2 separate regions of the Homo sapiens genome follow, and region 2 is linked to region 1. The links are chromatin contacts, found by Hi-C or POLR2A ChIA-PET in ENCODE. All regions are on one chromosome and are shown on one strand. Each heading gives the region's core, a stretch centred on a gene start or an enhancer-like site at or near the end of the contact. The rest is flanking DNA. Distances are from core to core; before and after follow the strand shown. Region 1 overlaps ULK4 (unc-51 like kinase 4). Region 2 overlaps ULK4 (unc-51 like kinase 4).

Evidence for each region. A loop is a pair of places that touch in the nucleus more often than their neighbours do. ChIA-PET counts read pairs that join two places held with the same protein, here RNA polymerase II (POLR2A).
Region 2: a map of chondrocyte shows a loop between it and region 1 (3-fold over the local background). The contact joins two enhancer-like sites. A Hi-C loop is called at or near these places in 1 of 168 maps with a recorded cell type or tissue (chondrocyte). POLR2A ChIA-PET finds 5 or more read pairs at or near these places in 3 of 52 experiments (BJ, PC-3 and activated T-cell).

Annotation. Positions count from the first base shown.
Region 1 is chr3:41,506,900-41,512,945 of GRCh38, reverse strand. The region is part of intron 32 of ULK4 (unc-51 like kinase 4); the gene reads left to right. Among named protein-coding and RNA genes, the nearest start is that of CTNNB1, 310 kb to the right of the region's middle. RefSeq lists an enhancer at 4,071-5,270. Within about 2 kb of position 4,750, at least 2 of the 41 ENCODE cell types and tissues checked have a DNase peak (open chromatin) inside an H3K27ac peak, as active enhancers do.
Region 2 is chr3:41,679,962-41,686,856 of GRCh38, reverse strand. It overlaps ULK4 (unc-51 like kinase 4), which reads left to right. Exons shown (of 37, transcript NM_017886.4): 28 at 5,053-5,104; 29 at 5,205-5,349. Among named protein-coding and RNA genes, the nearest start is that of ULK4, 280 kb to the left of the region's middle. Within about 2 kb of position 5,281, at least 3 of the 41 ENCODE cell types and tissues checked have a DNase peak (open chromatin) inside an H3K27ac peak, as active enhancers do.

The sequences.
Region 1 (6,046 bases), core at 3,501-6,000:
ATTTTATTGGTCTATGTGCCTATTTTTATACTAGTACCATGCTGTTTTGGTGACTATTACCTTATAGTATAGTTTGAAGTTGGGTAATATGATACCTCCAGATTTGTTCTTTTTGCTTAGTCTTGCTTTGGCTATGCAGTTCTTTTCTTGGTTCCATATGAATTTTAGGAGTGTTTTTTTCTAGTTCTGTGAAGAGTGATTGTGGTATTTCGATGAGGAATTACGTTGAATTTATAGATTGCTTTTGGCAGTATGGTCATTTTCTCAATATTGACTCTACCCATTCATGAGCATGGGATATGTTTACATTTGTTTGTGTTGTCTATTATTTCTTTCAGCAGTGTTTTGTAGTTTTCCTTGTAGAGGTCTTTCACCTCCTTGGTTAGGTATATTCTGAAGTGTTTTATTTAATTTTTACAGCTATTGTAAAAAGGGTTGAGTTCTTGATTTGATTCTCAGCTTGGTTGCTGTAGGTATATAGCAGAATTACTGAGTAGTGTACATTAATTTTATATCCTGCAACTTTGCTGAATTCATTTACCAGTTCTAGGAGCATTTTAGATGAGTCTTTGTGGTAGGTATATGATCATATCATCAGCAAACAGCGACAGTTTGACTTTATCTTTGCCAATGTGGATGTCCTTTATTTCTTTCTCTTGTCTGATTGCTCTGGCTAGAACTTCTACTATGTTGAATAGAAGTGATGAAAGTGGGGATCCTTGTCTTGTTCCAGTTCTCAGGGGGAATGCTTTCAACTTTTCCCTGTTGAGTATAATGTTGGCTGTGGGTTTTTCATAGATGACTTTTTATTGCCTTAAGGTATGTCCCTTCTATGCCAGTTTTGCCGAGGGTTTTAATCATGAAGTGTGCTGGATTTTGTCATATGCTTTTTCTGCATCTATTGAGATGATAGTCTGATTTTTCTTTTTAATTCTGTTTATGTGGTGTATCCCATTTATTGACTCATGTATGTTAAACCATCCCTGTGTCCCTGGTATGAAACCCACTTGATCGTGGTGGATTATCTTTTTGATACACTGTTGGATTGGTTATTTTGTTGAGGATTTTTTTATCTGTGTTCATCAGGGATATTGGTGTGTAGTTTTCTTTTTTTGTTATGTCCTTTCCTAGTTTTGGTATTAGGGTGATACTGGCTTTATAGAATGATTTAGGGGAGATTTCCTCTTTATTCTATGGAATAGTGTCACTAGGGTTGGTACCAGTTCTTCTCTGAATGTCTGATATAATTCAGTTGTGAATCTGTCTGGTACTGGACTTTTTTTTGTTGTTGGCAATTTTTAAATTACCATTTCAATCTCACTGTTTGCTTTTCTCTGTTCAGAGTTTCTATATCTTACTGGTTTAATGTAGGAGGGTTTTATATTTCCAGGAATTTATCCATCTCCTCTAGGTTTTCTAGTTTATGTGCCAAAAGGTGCTCATAGTAGCCTTGAATAATCTTTTGTGTTTCTGTGGTATCAGTAGTAATATATCCCATTTCATTTCTAATAGATCTTATTTGGATTTTCTCTCTTCTTTTCTTGGTTAATCTCACTAATGGTCTATCAATTTTATTTATCTTTTCAAAGAACCAGCTTTTTGTTTCATTTCTCTTTTGTATTTTTTGTTTTTTTGATTTCATTTAGTTTTGCTCTGATCTTTGTTATTTCTTTTCTTCTGCTGTGTTTTGGTTTGAATTGTTCTTGTTTCTCTAGTTTCGTGAGGTGTGACCTTAGAGCGTCTGTTTGTGCTCTTTCAGACTTTTTTTTTTTTTTTTTTTTTTGAGACGGAGTCTCGCTCTGTCGCCCAGGCTGGAGTGCAGTGGCATGATCTCAGCTCACTGCAAGCTCTGCCTCCCAGGTTCATGCCATTCTCCTGCCTCAGCCTCCCGAGTAGCTGGGACTGCAGGTGCATGCCACCACGCCCAGCTAATTTTTTGTATTTTTTAGTAGAGGTGGGGTTTCACCGTGTTAGCCAGGATGGTCTCGATCTCCTGACCTTGTGATCCACCCGCCTCAGCCTCCCAAAAGTGCAGGGATTACAGGCATGAGCCACTGCGCCCGTCCCAGACTTTTTGATGTAGGCATTTAATGCTATGAACTTTCCTCTTAGCACCACTTTTGCTGTATCCCAAAGGTTTTGATAGCTTGTGTCACTATTATTCAGTTCAAAGAATTTTTAAATTTCCATCTTGATTTCATTGTTAGCCCAATGATCATTCAGGAGCAGATTATTTAATAACCATGTATTTGCATGGTTTTGAGGGTTCCTTTTGGTGTTGATTTCCAATTTTATTCCACTGTGTTCTGAGAGAGTGCTAGATATAATTTCGATTTTTTAAAATTTACTGAGACTTATTTTGTGCTTTATCATATGGCCCATCTTGGAGAATGTTCCATGTACTGATGAATAGAATGTATATTCTATAGTAGTTGGGTAGAATGTTCTGTAAATGTCTTGTACATACATTTTTTCTAGGGTATAGTTTAAGTCCATTGTTTCTTTGTTGACTTTCTGTCTTGATGACCTGTCTAGTGCTGTTAGTGGAGTATTAAAATCCCCCACTATTATTGTGTTGACATCTGTCTTATTTCTTAGGACTAGCAGTAATTGTTTTATAAATTTGGGAGTTTCAGTATTAGGTGCATACATATTTAGGATTGTGATATTTTCCTGTTGTACTAGTCCTCTTATCATTATGTAATGTCCTTCTTTGTCTTTTTAAACTTCTCTTGCTTTAATGTTTGTTTTGTCTGATATAAGAATAGCTATTCCTGTTCACTTTTGGTGTCCATGTGCATGGAATATCTTTTTCTACTTATTTATCTTAAGTTTATGTGAGTTCTTATGTGTTAGGTGACTCTCCTGAAGACAGCAGAAATTTGTTTGGTGAATTTTTATTCATTCTGCCATTCTTTGTCTTTTAAGTGGTGCCTTTAGGCCATTTCACATTCAACGTTAGTACTGAGATGTGAAGGTACTATTCTATTCATCTTGCTATTTGTTGCCTGAATGCCTTGTTTCTTTTTTCATTGTATTATTGTTATATAGATCCTGTGAAATTTATGCATTAAAAAGGTTCTATTTTGGTGTATTTCAAGGATTTGTTTTGATTTAGAGCTCTTTTTAGCAGTTCTCATAATGCCGGCTTGGTAGTGCTGAGTTTTCTCAGAATTTGTTTGTCTGGAAAAGACTGTGTCTTTCCTTCATTTATGAAGCTTAGTTTCGCCAGATACAAAATTCTTGGCTGAAAATTATTTTGTTAAAGGAGGCTAAAAATAGGACACCAATCCTGTCTGGCTTGTAGAGTTTCTACTGATAAATCTGTTGTTACTGTAATAGTTTTTCTTTCATGGGTTACCTGATGCTTTTACCTCACAGCTCTTAAGATCCTTTTCTTTGTCCTGACTTTAGATAACCTGAAGACTGTGTGCCAAGGTGATGATCTTCCTGTGATGAGTTTCCCAGTTGTTCTTTGAGCTTCTTATATTTGGATGTCTAGATCTCTAGCAAGGCTGGGGAAATTTTCCTTGACTATTCTCTTAAATGTGTTTTCCAAACTTTTACATGTCTCTTCTTCCTCAGGAACACCAATTATTCTTAGGTTTAGATGCTTAACATAGTCCCAAACTTCTTGGAGGCTTTGTTCATTTTTTAAAAATTCTTTCTTCTTTTCTTTGATGCATTGGATTAATTTGAAAGCCTTGTTTTCGAGCTCTAAAATTCTTTCTTCTGCTTGTTTGATTCTATTGCTGAGACTTTCCAGTGCATTTTGCATTTCTCTAAGTGTGTTCTTCATTTCCAGAAGTTGCGATTGTTTTTTATTTATGCTATCTATGTCATTGAAGATTTCTCCTTTCATATCCTGTATCATGTTTTTGATTTCTTTAATTTGGAGTTCACCTTTCTCTGATGCCTCCTTGATTAGCTTAATAATTAACCTTCTGAGTTCTTTTTCTGGCAATTCAGAGATTTCATCTTGGTTTGGATCCATTGCTGGTGAGCTGGTGATCTTTTGGGGGTGTTAATCTACCTTGTTTTGTCATATTACCAGAATTGTTTTTCTGGTTCCTTCTCATTCGGGTAGACTATGTCAGAGGCAAGATGTGGGACTCAAGGGCTGCTGTTCAGATTCTTTTGTCCCACAGGGTGCTCTCTTGATGTGCTGTTCTCACCCTTCCCCTAGGGATGGGGCCTCCTGAGAGCCAACCTGCGGTGATTGTTTTTGCTATTCTGGGTCTAGCCACCCAGCAGAGCTACTGGGCTCAGGGCTGCTACTGAGGAATCTCTGCAAAGAGTCCTGTGATGTGATCCATCTTTATGTCTTTCGGCTGTGAATACCAGCACCTCCTCTGGTGGAGGTAGCAGGGGAGTGAAGTGGGCCTTGGTCCTTGGGTCCTTGGTTATATTTTTGTTTTGTGTTGGTTGACCTCCAGCCAGGAGGTGGCGCTTTCAAAAGTGCATTGCCTGTGATACTATAGGGAGGATGCAAATTTGCCTTAGGGTTGCCAGGTTAAGTATTCAGGTTTCTCAGGTGGTGGGCAGGGCCATAGAGCGCCCAAGAGATTATATCCTTTGTTTTCAGCAACCAGGGTGGGCAGAGAAAGACTACCAGGTGGAGGCAGGTATAGGCATGTCTGAGCTCAGACTCTCCTTGGGCAGGGCTTGCTGTGGCTGCTGTGAGGGGTGGGGGTGTGGTTCCCAGTCCAGTGAAGTTATGTTCCCAGAGGATTACGGCTGCATCTGCTGAGTCACGCAGGTCACCAGGGAAGTGGGAGAAAGCTGGCAGTCATAGGCCTCACCCTACTCTCATGCAGCCTGCAGTCCTAAAGGCCAGTCTCACTCCCACTGTGCTCCCCAGCGGCACCGACTCTAGTAGAGGAGCCAGTGACCAGTGCTGAGAACTTGCCCTGGACCACCAGCCTCCCTGCTGAGAAAGCAAGCCAACTCACAGTTTTTTGGCATCTCAGGGAGCTTGCAGTGGCAATTCAGTTCCTTCAAAGGGTCTATGGATGCTCTCAGCCTTCCTGGTATGTTGCTGTGGTAGTTCTTGGAGCAAATGTTCACAATGTATCTCCACACACTCTTCTGTCTGTTCTAGTGGGAGCTGCAAGCTGGTCCTGCCACCTTATTTGAATATTTCTTCATAGGAACAGAATCTGGATCATGAGTGGAGTCCGTTTTGAAATAACTATACTGGGATTCAACCTCCACAATGTATTTGTTTTAATATTTACTGCTTCAACTTTTCTGCAATATTTCTAAAATTGACAGTGTAACTTTTGTTGATAAAAATAAAATTTCAGTTTTTTTTTTTTTTTTTTTTTTTTTTTGGTGGTGGTTTTAATATATTATTTCAGCTGTTTTTACCGTGGGAAGAAAAGTGTTTTCCCCAATGGTTTGTGGTTTTCTGACTTTTACTGTAAAATATGAAATCTCACAGGGGCTTCTGAATATTTGTCATTTAGTTTCTTAAATGTTGAGAAGTACTGGACTGAGAGTCACATGAAATAAAGAATTTTAATTTTCTCTTGTGGGTACTTAGTTTTAAATTTTCATGCTAATTGTGATGGCTTCCTAGTATTTCTTGCTAAAATATCAAGCAAAATACATAGTAAGATTCATTTAACAGTAGTAGTTTTCACAATTTCACTATTTTTAGCTGGTTTTCAAATGTATTTAACTTGGCATTGTTTTTAACATTATAATGTGACTGAGGAAGCTGGGGAGCAGAATCACACTGACTTTTTTTTTTTTTTTTTTTTTTGCTCCTGGTTATTAGTATTATGTATAATTCTATTTTTTTTTTTGGCCGGAATCTATAAGGTACTTGTCTACCTTTTTATTGTTAATTTAGTTAAAACTGAATAATATAATTGGCACATCCATTTAACCAGGTGTACATGAACTGCTTTATAGCAAATATGTACATATGTATGTGTATATATGTGCAATATACTGAAATTTTACAGAAACTCATGGGATGTTCACTCTGGCTGTCTTGAGTCGTGCTGCCCCTACTCTTTCTCCAGGATACCCGCCAATG
Region 2 (6,895 bases), core at 4,032-6,531, 170 kb before region 1:
AATATTTTTTTAAAAAGAACACATTTTTCCTGATGCTGGGCCCAGGTAGTCATACTTAACTGTGTTTCCAAGAGCTCCTTTCTGTTCTTGCCCAGCTCTGCCACCTCACTTTGAGTACCCTTGGAGCCGTTCTCTCTTATTTTACAGTAGTCCTCCTCTGTGAGTGTGACCTCCAGGGATTTGGGGCCAGAGGCTGAGGCTAGAACTTTTCCTATGTCATCTTGAGCAAATCTTTTCTTTTAATTTCAAGTTATTTTCTTATCTTTGTCTGGTATCCTCTGGATTATTATCTAGATGACTTTTAATTTTCATCTGTACGTTTTCAAATTAATGTAAAAGTAAGTTACTCTAAATATCTTACACACACACACACATAAAAGACCCAAGTCATCAAATTAGAGGCTCTAATTTAGGCCTCTAAATCTAACTCTTCGTAACTATTTGTTTCTGGTGATTAAACACAAAGGCAACAGCAATGACAATAACACGTACTTCCTTCCTCTTCCAAGAAACCCTGGCTTTTCTACATATCCCTATTTATGTACTGTTGGTTATTTTATATTTGTGTATATACATATTTATAAATTGAGTCTTTTTTTCCTAGCCCTTAGTAGCTATTAAGTTTTGATAGTGGCAGTGACAAAATCCCTTTATCTACATACTGTGTCAGCTCATCTCAATAGTTACTTTCATGTTTGTTTGCTTTTTCTTTGTTGTATGGTTGGTTGTGATGATTTCCAAGCTGTTTACACGTTGGTCTAGAACCCAGAAGTCCATCAATGACTATAGTACCTGTAAATATGTTCATATACATATACACATACACATATATGCAGATATACATTTATATCCATATATATATTCTTGCTAAGATCACGATATTCCTGTTGTAAATTAAATATTTTTTGAATTATGTTATTCAATTGGTTGTTGTAGGTACATATAAATGTTACTGACCATGGTCCTTGGGCTCTCAGTGCAATAGAAATTGACATGAGGCCAAAAGAGTTTTCCCATACAAGGCTTCACTGGAGCTTATGCCCGGGCATAAAGGAAGCATCATGAGAGAGAGAGAGAATTCCCAGACAGACTCTCTGAAGAGCTGGTTGGAAATTTTTATTAGTCAAAACATACGAATTGATAAATAGGATAGGGTATGCAGTCTGGGCTGGGCAAAGAATGTGAAGGGTAGGTATGCAGGTCAGCACAACTGGTTGCGATGTTATCTTGAGAAATGGGCCACCTGGTGGTCTGGCCAATGGCAACAAGGCTGCCATTCCTTCCTGTGGTGGAACACTCTACAATCTTGGTTTATTTTGGATCTCCTAAGGACAGTTCTTGGAATGCCTTAAGTAAAAGGCATGGTTAAACATTATGGGAGCATAGAAGAACAACAGAGTATGACTAAAGCCTTGGGATTAGTGGGTAAGACATCAGTGAGGTAGTGGTATGGGTTTTGTGATCAGTGGGAATGTATTAAAGAATGCTCTGGTGAGGGTGAGCTGAAGCCAAGCCCCATTGCTACTCTGTCTCATTCCCTGCTGAGAAACTTCACCTTCTTTATGCTTAAGGAGAAAGGGCCGAAGATCTCATCTTCAGAAGCTACTTCCTGCTGAACAAGTTATTGTCCTTGCCTAACCTTTTAGGGCAAGCAGTCTTTACAGGATTTATAATCACCTCAAAGGTAGATCAGAGAAAGGAAAATTCAAGACAGGAAGTCAGAAGTTGTTCATGGAGGGGAAAATAATAAATGGCAAAGGTCACACAAATATAAAACCAGAAAGTACTATTCCCTGTGCCAGGTATTGAACCCAGGCAGCCATTGTGAAAAGGCAAAGCCTTAGCTACTGAGCTACAGCATGAGGCAGTTGTCATTGGTCTTCCCAGAAGGAAACTAGAGTAGCCATTTTCAAGCTTGCTAGGAATTTCAGCTGCTCAAGATAATTTGTAAGGTTAGCCACGACATTCTTATGCATCCTTCTTTTAATTTAAACCTTTTAAAAAATTGTTGAGAATAAGAAAAGTGCTTTTCTTTTAATGATGAAATTAGTTTCAATAGCTACTCAATCCAAAAGCCCTTTAAGGCTCAGATGGTAATTTTTCAGGTTTTTATAATATAAGCAAATGGTATTTCTAGAGAGGGGGTAGAGGAGGCATCTCCATGGTCCCCAAGAATTTACTCTCAGGAATAGATTTAAGATAGCAAAAGATGACAAAAGCCCCTTGGGGTGGGACCTTTTAAGACAGAACTCATCCCCAAGTGCTTGACACGTTTGGGACAAAGAACGTGTGCTTATGTGTCTCAGTCTCCAGGTCCTTTCAGACTGGCTACCTGACATGAGCCTCGGAATTCCCACCTTCTGGATGCTAGATAGCAAGAGAGGGTACCCCACCATGGTCATAAGGTCAAGCTCTCAAAGACATAAAATAAGATGAAAGGGAAACCTCGTCCAGTTTTTGTTTCAAGGACCTGCAGCAACGTTTGTAACTGACAAGTCTGCCAAACAGCAGGCTTATAGGGGTCATAGACCTTGAGACAAACAATTATCTTTACCATTTCACTCAACTGGTGTGCACAGAGAAGCAGGTCAGAAGCCTGGCTGGTAAGAAATCCTTAACCTTTTGCTCGCATGCCAGATTTCTGGGTTGCCTTTCTGTGTAGCTTCCGTAAGAGCAAAGCAGCTGTTGATGACTCTTCTCACTGCAGCACAGCTGTGGGGGCCAAGCTGCATTACAAGAGAAAGTCATCTTTTTTCCATTTTTTGGTGGAAGCGTAGGTAAATCCTCTTCTCTTTGCAAGAAGTCATCCAACAGTCTGCATGGGGCAATCAGATGTCAAGTTAAACACACAAGAAGGAAAAATGGATCAGGACGTGAGTGACGCAAACTGTGGACCCACGTGCTATCAGTCCTCTCTTCACAAAGATAGCACCCAGGGTCTGTAGGCTTGCATGCTTGAATAGACAGACGACAAAGTCCACAGCCTTCCCTTTCCCACAAGGCGTGGCAAAGGGAGGGAATGTACTTAAAGAATATTACAGATTCCAGTGCCAGACAGAGTTTCCTACCAGCTGAACTGAATGACTGTTTTTGCCTATGCTGCGTGGGTGTCTATTGAGGTTGAACCAGTGCCACATGGGTGTCTACTGAGGCTGAATCAGTGCCACACGGGTGTCTTCAGACTGAGTCAATTAAGTTAATGAAAAGCGAAGGAAGGGAAGGAAAAAGGAAGAAGAAAGAAAAAGAAAGACCCAACAAATAGAAGACCAGGAGGGAAGGAAAAGCATTGTCTGGGGTGGGTTGTGAGGGGTCACAGGGAGGCTGGAGGAAAAACTCACCAGTTGTAGCAGTGCTGAATCAAAACTTCAGGTGGCCTTCCATCAGTCACGGAGGGGTCACGTCCAGCTGTCCTGCTGGCTCACATGCCTCCCTCCACAGAGGAGAAAAAAGCACCCCATGTCTGGTGATCGCAGACAAGCCCTGAATGAATATGTTACTGACCATGAGTTCTTGGGCTCTCAATGCAATAGGACATGAGGCCGACAGAGTTCTCCCAGACGAGGCTTCATTGGAGCCTCCTGAGGTGGTACACTCCACAACTTTGGTTTGATAGTTTGGGTCTCGTAAGGCCAGTTCCTGGAATTCTTTAAGTAAAAGCCACGGTTAAACATTTTGAGAGCTCAGTGGAACAATATAGCATGACTAAAGCCTTGGGGTTAGCGGGTATGGCATCAGTGAGGTACTGGTGTGGGTTTTGTGATCACTGGGAATGTATGAAAGAATGCTGTAGCAGGGATGAGCTGGAGCCAAGCCTCATTCCTACTCTGTCTCATAAATACTGTTGATTTTTCTGTATTCATCTTCTGACAAGCTTGCTTTTTTGGCCATGTTTATTCGTTTTTAAATTTCTAGAGATGGGCACTTAGATCGTTTGTTTCAGTCTTACTCCTCTCCTGATATACACTATTCAACCTTTAAGATAGCTGTTGATCATGTTGGTAGTATTGATAGCAGTATATATTTCTTTCCTTTGCATAGTTTTTTCTTTAGACATAACTGGAAGTTTGGAGTTCTCAAAGTACCTTGGTGAAGCATGATATCTGTGCTTTCAGTGATGTGACATCACTTAGTGGAAGAGGGTGAAGAAAACACCCCTGGTTCTTAGGGTCCTTGTAAAAATATTGAGATATACTGTCACATATAAATTTCCTATGTCAAGTGGAGATAGAATATGTTAATACTGATGGGCCACCAGCCACATATGGAGATTCTTGCCTGTGCAGGGCGTTGTTTTGTTGGTATGGACGGCAAGATGTCGTTTGGCTGTGCACAGATTCTCCTGCTCTTTTATCAGTATAGAGAGAACAAGTACACAAACAATGGGAATTTTGTTTATTGTCACTAAAATAGTTCATCAAATGAAACAGTAGTTTTCATCATTAGACTGGAGTAGGGATTCTTTCTTTTTTGGTATTTTGGAGGAAAATACTTGTTTTTTGGGGTTAAGTTTTAAACCATATTTGATTGTTCTCTGATACAACTAGGAACTCACAGGGGTGGTTTGTATAGTGGATTTACATCTTTGTGGTCTATTTCTAAAAATAACCAAGACGAACTTGTCATAGTTATTTGATGTATTTGATAAAACATGGGGACTATTGTGTCTTTTTTTTCCCAACATTTTGATTGTTGTTTAGGTTAAACTTGATGTAATGATCACCAGCTTATACATACTAATTTGATGGTTTAATGCCAACCTGTGCCAACTAGATTTTGCATTATATTCTAAAGTTCCTTTCATAGACCCTGAAGGTTTTGATAAATTACTGTTTTGATTTTCATAATGTCATTTTGACCTGAGGACTTTTTTAGATTTAAATGAGCTTGGTGGTTTATTAAATGTCATGGAGAGTTTAAATCCAGGATAAACTTAGCCGTTGCTTTTTTTCACTCCTTTGATTAGGGATTCTGTCTGTGGAAAAAATATAGATAGTGGTTGATATCAGTTTTGTGTTCATAGAGATTCTGAGTCTTTTACATGCTTTCTTTTAGGTTGTTGACTATATACTGCCACCCTTGGTGTCCTTGGTTCAAAGCCAAAATGGTAAGTGTGATGACACCAGCAAGAATTGCATCAGTTACACATTCTATTTTCATTCTGTCTCCATGGAGTCACATTCTTGGCATTTTTTTTTTCTTTCAAGTGGAGTGGAGACTCTTTAGCTTGCGGTTGCTCTCAGAAACCACATCTCTACTCGTGAACCAGGAGTTTGGGGATGGCAAGGAGAAGGCCAGTGTTGATTCTGACAGCAATCTTCTGGCTCTCATTCGAGATGTCTTACTTCCCCAGTAAGTATCATGCAGTTGTATTCATGCAGAGAAGTGTAGGCTATCCAGGAAGCTTCTGTCAAACTAGGTTCAGTGATGGGGTTGGGGTCTTGATGTCCTTATGTTTATACACATATGCTTGTGTACTCATTATAAAAAAAGTTTAGACAGGTGCGGTAACTGTTAGACTGCAGAAGACTCAGAAGGTCTCAGTTCATCTTTGAGGACATCCATTTAAAGCTTAATCTGTTTTTTGCCAGAAACATGATTTTGAAGTTATGCAGATTTAAACGTGTTCATGGCTCAAGGGGTGAGGGTTATGATTCAAGGTCTATATTACACGACTACTGGAACATGAAATTGAGACTTCTCCTGGCTCTACTCAGAAATAATAGAGATAGAGGTAATCCCCTTCTCCAAACTCTTGGAATAGAACTTAGGTTTAGTTCTGAGCAGGACTTTCTCAGGGGTTGGGTGGAGGTGGCGGAACAGGTAATGAGTATGGAGAAAGGGTTTTTGTATTCTTTTACTTCATTGCTCATAAAGCAAACACACAGCAGGATGACTACTGAGGGCACCTAATGCAAACATGCAAAACCCTAAAATCTCACCTTATAGTTGAGGGGACACTGTCAATTTTATCAAAGCTAGTTTCAAAAAGTATATGCCATATGTCAATATTAAAGAAGATTTTGTGAAATCAAACAAATGCTAGATGGTGTATCATGCATTAATATGCCTACCTGATCATGGCTTTCTCCAGGGCCTGGGCCGCAGTCTGGGTCAGTTTGGCAGGTTTATAAGAATGACAGCCTGAGTTAATGCTTCCCTCTATTGTTTCAACTTCTTAAGACCCACTGTTCTCATTTAAAAAAAATTAATGATCATAGTAAAGAAATCAGATGTAATTACATTCTGATTTTGGCCAATGTTAAGAGTTTGAACTCTCTCATATAATATTAGGTTCACATTAAAGAAAACCCAAATAACTGAAATTGCCAGTTGCTGTAGATGAAGCACTCAACCACTCCAGTTGGTTGAGGAAGGTACCTTTTACTAAGTGTGTGGGTGTTCTGTGTCGACCCTTTGGCTCTCTGGGGGAGCCTGTCTTGACTGACTGGAGCTTGATTTCTAGGCCAGCCTCTTGTTTCTTTTTTCCTATTTACACTTCTGCAGCTGGTTTCAGGGACAGCTCTGATAATTAATATGTACTGTAAGAATACTTTTAATGCCCAAAGTAAGACAATTGTTTGAAACTTTGTCATGTGGAGTTTGCTCAGTGATAAACTGTCAGTAGGTACCTTTTCAGTTACATTTGTTATATATGAGTGTATGTCTGTGATCTATACTTATGTGAATTCAATAAAAGATTATACCCTTCTTTAATGGGATTAATGTTTTTAGTGCATTTTATGCTTCTAAAAGTATTCATATATAGTTATATGCATCTTTCTGACAAGAAAATTCCTTAAATGTAGTTTTTGTACAAAATATATTTAAAGGATGTGCTTTGAGAGCTGGGTTCAGTGGCTCGTGCCTGTAGTCCCAGGTATTTGGGAAGATGAGA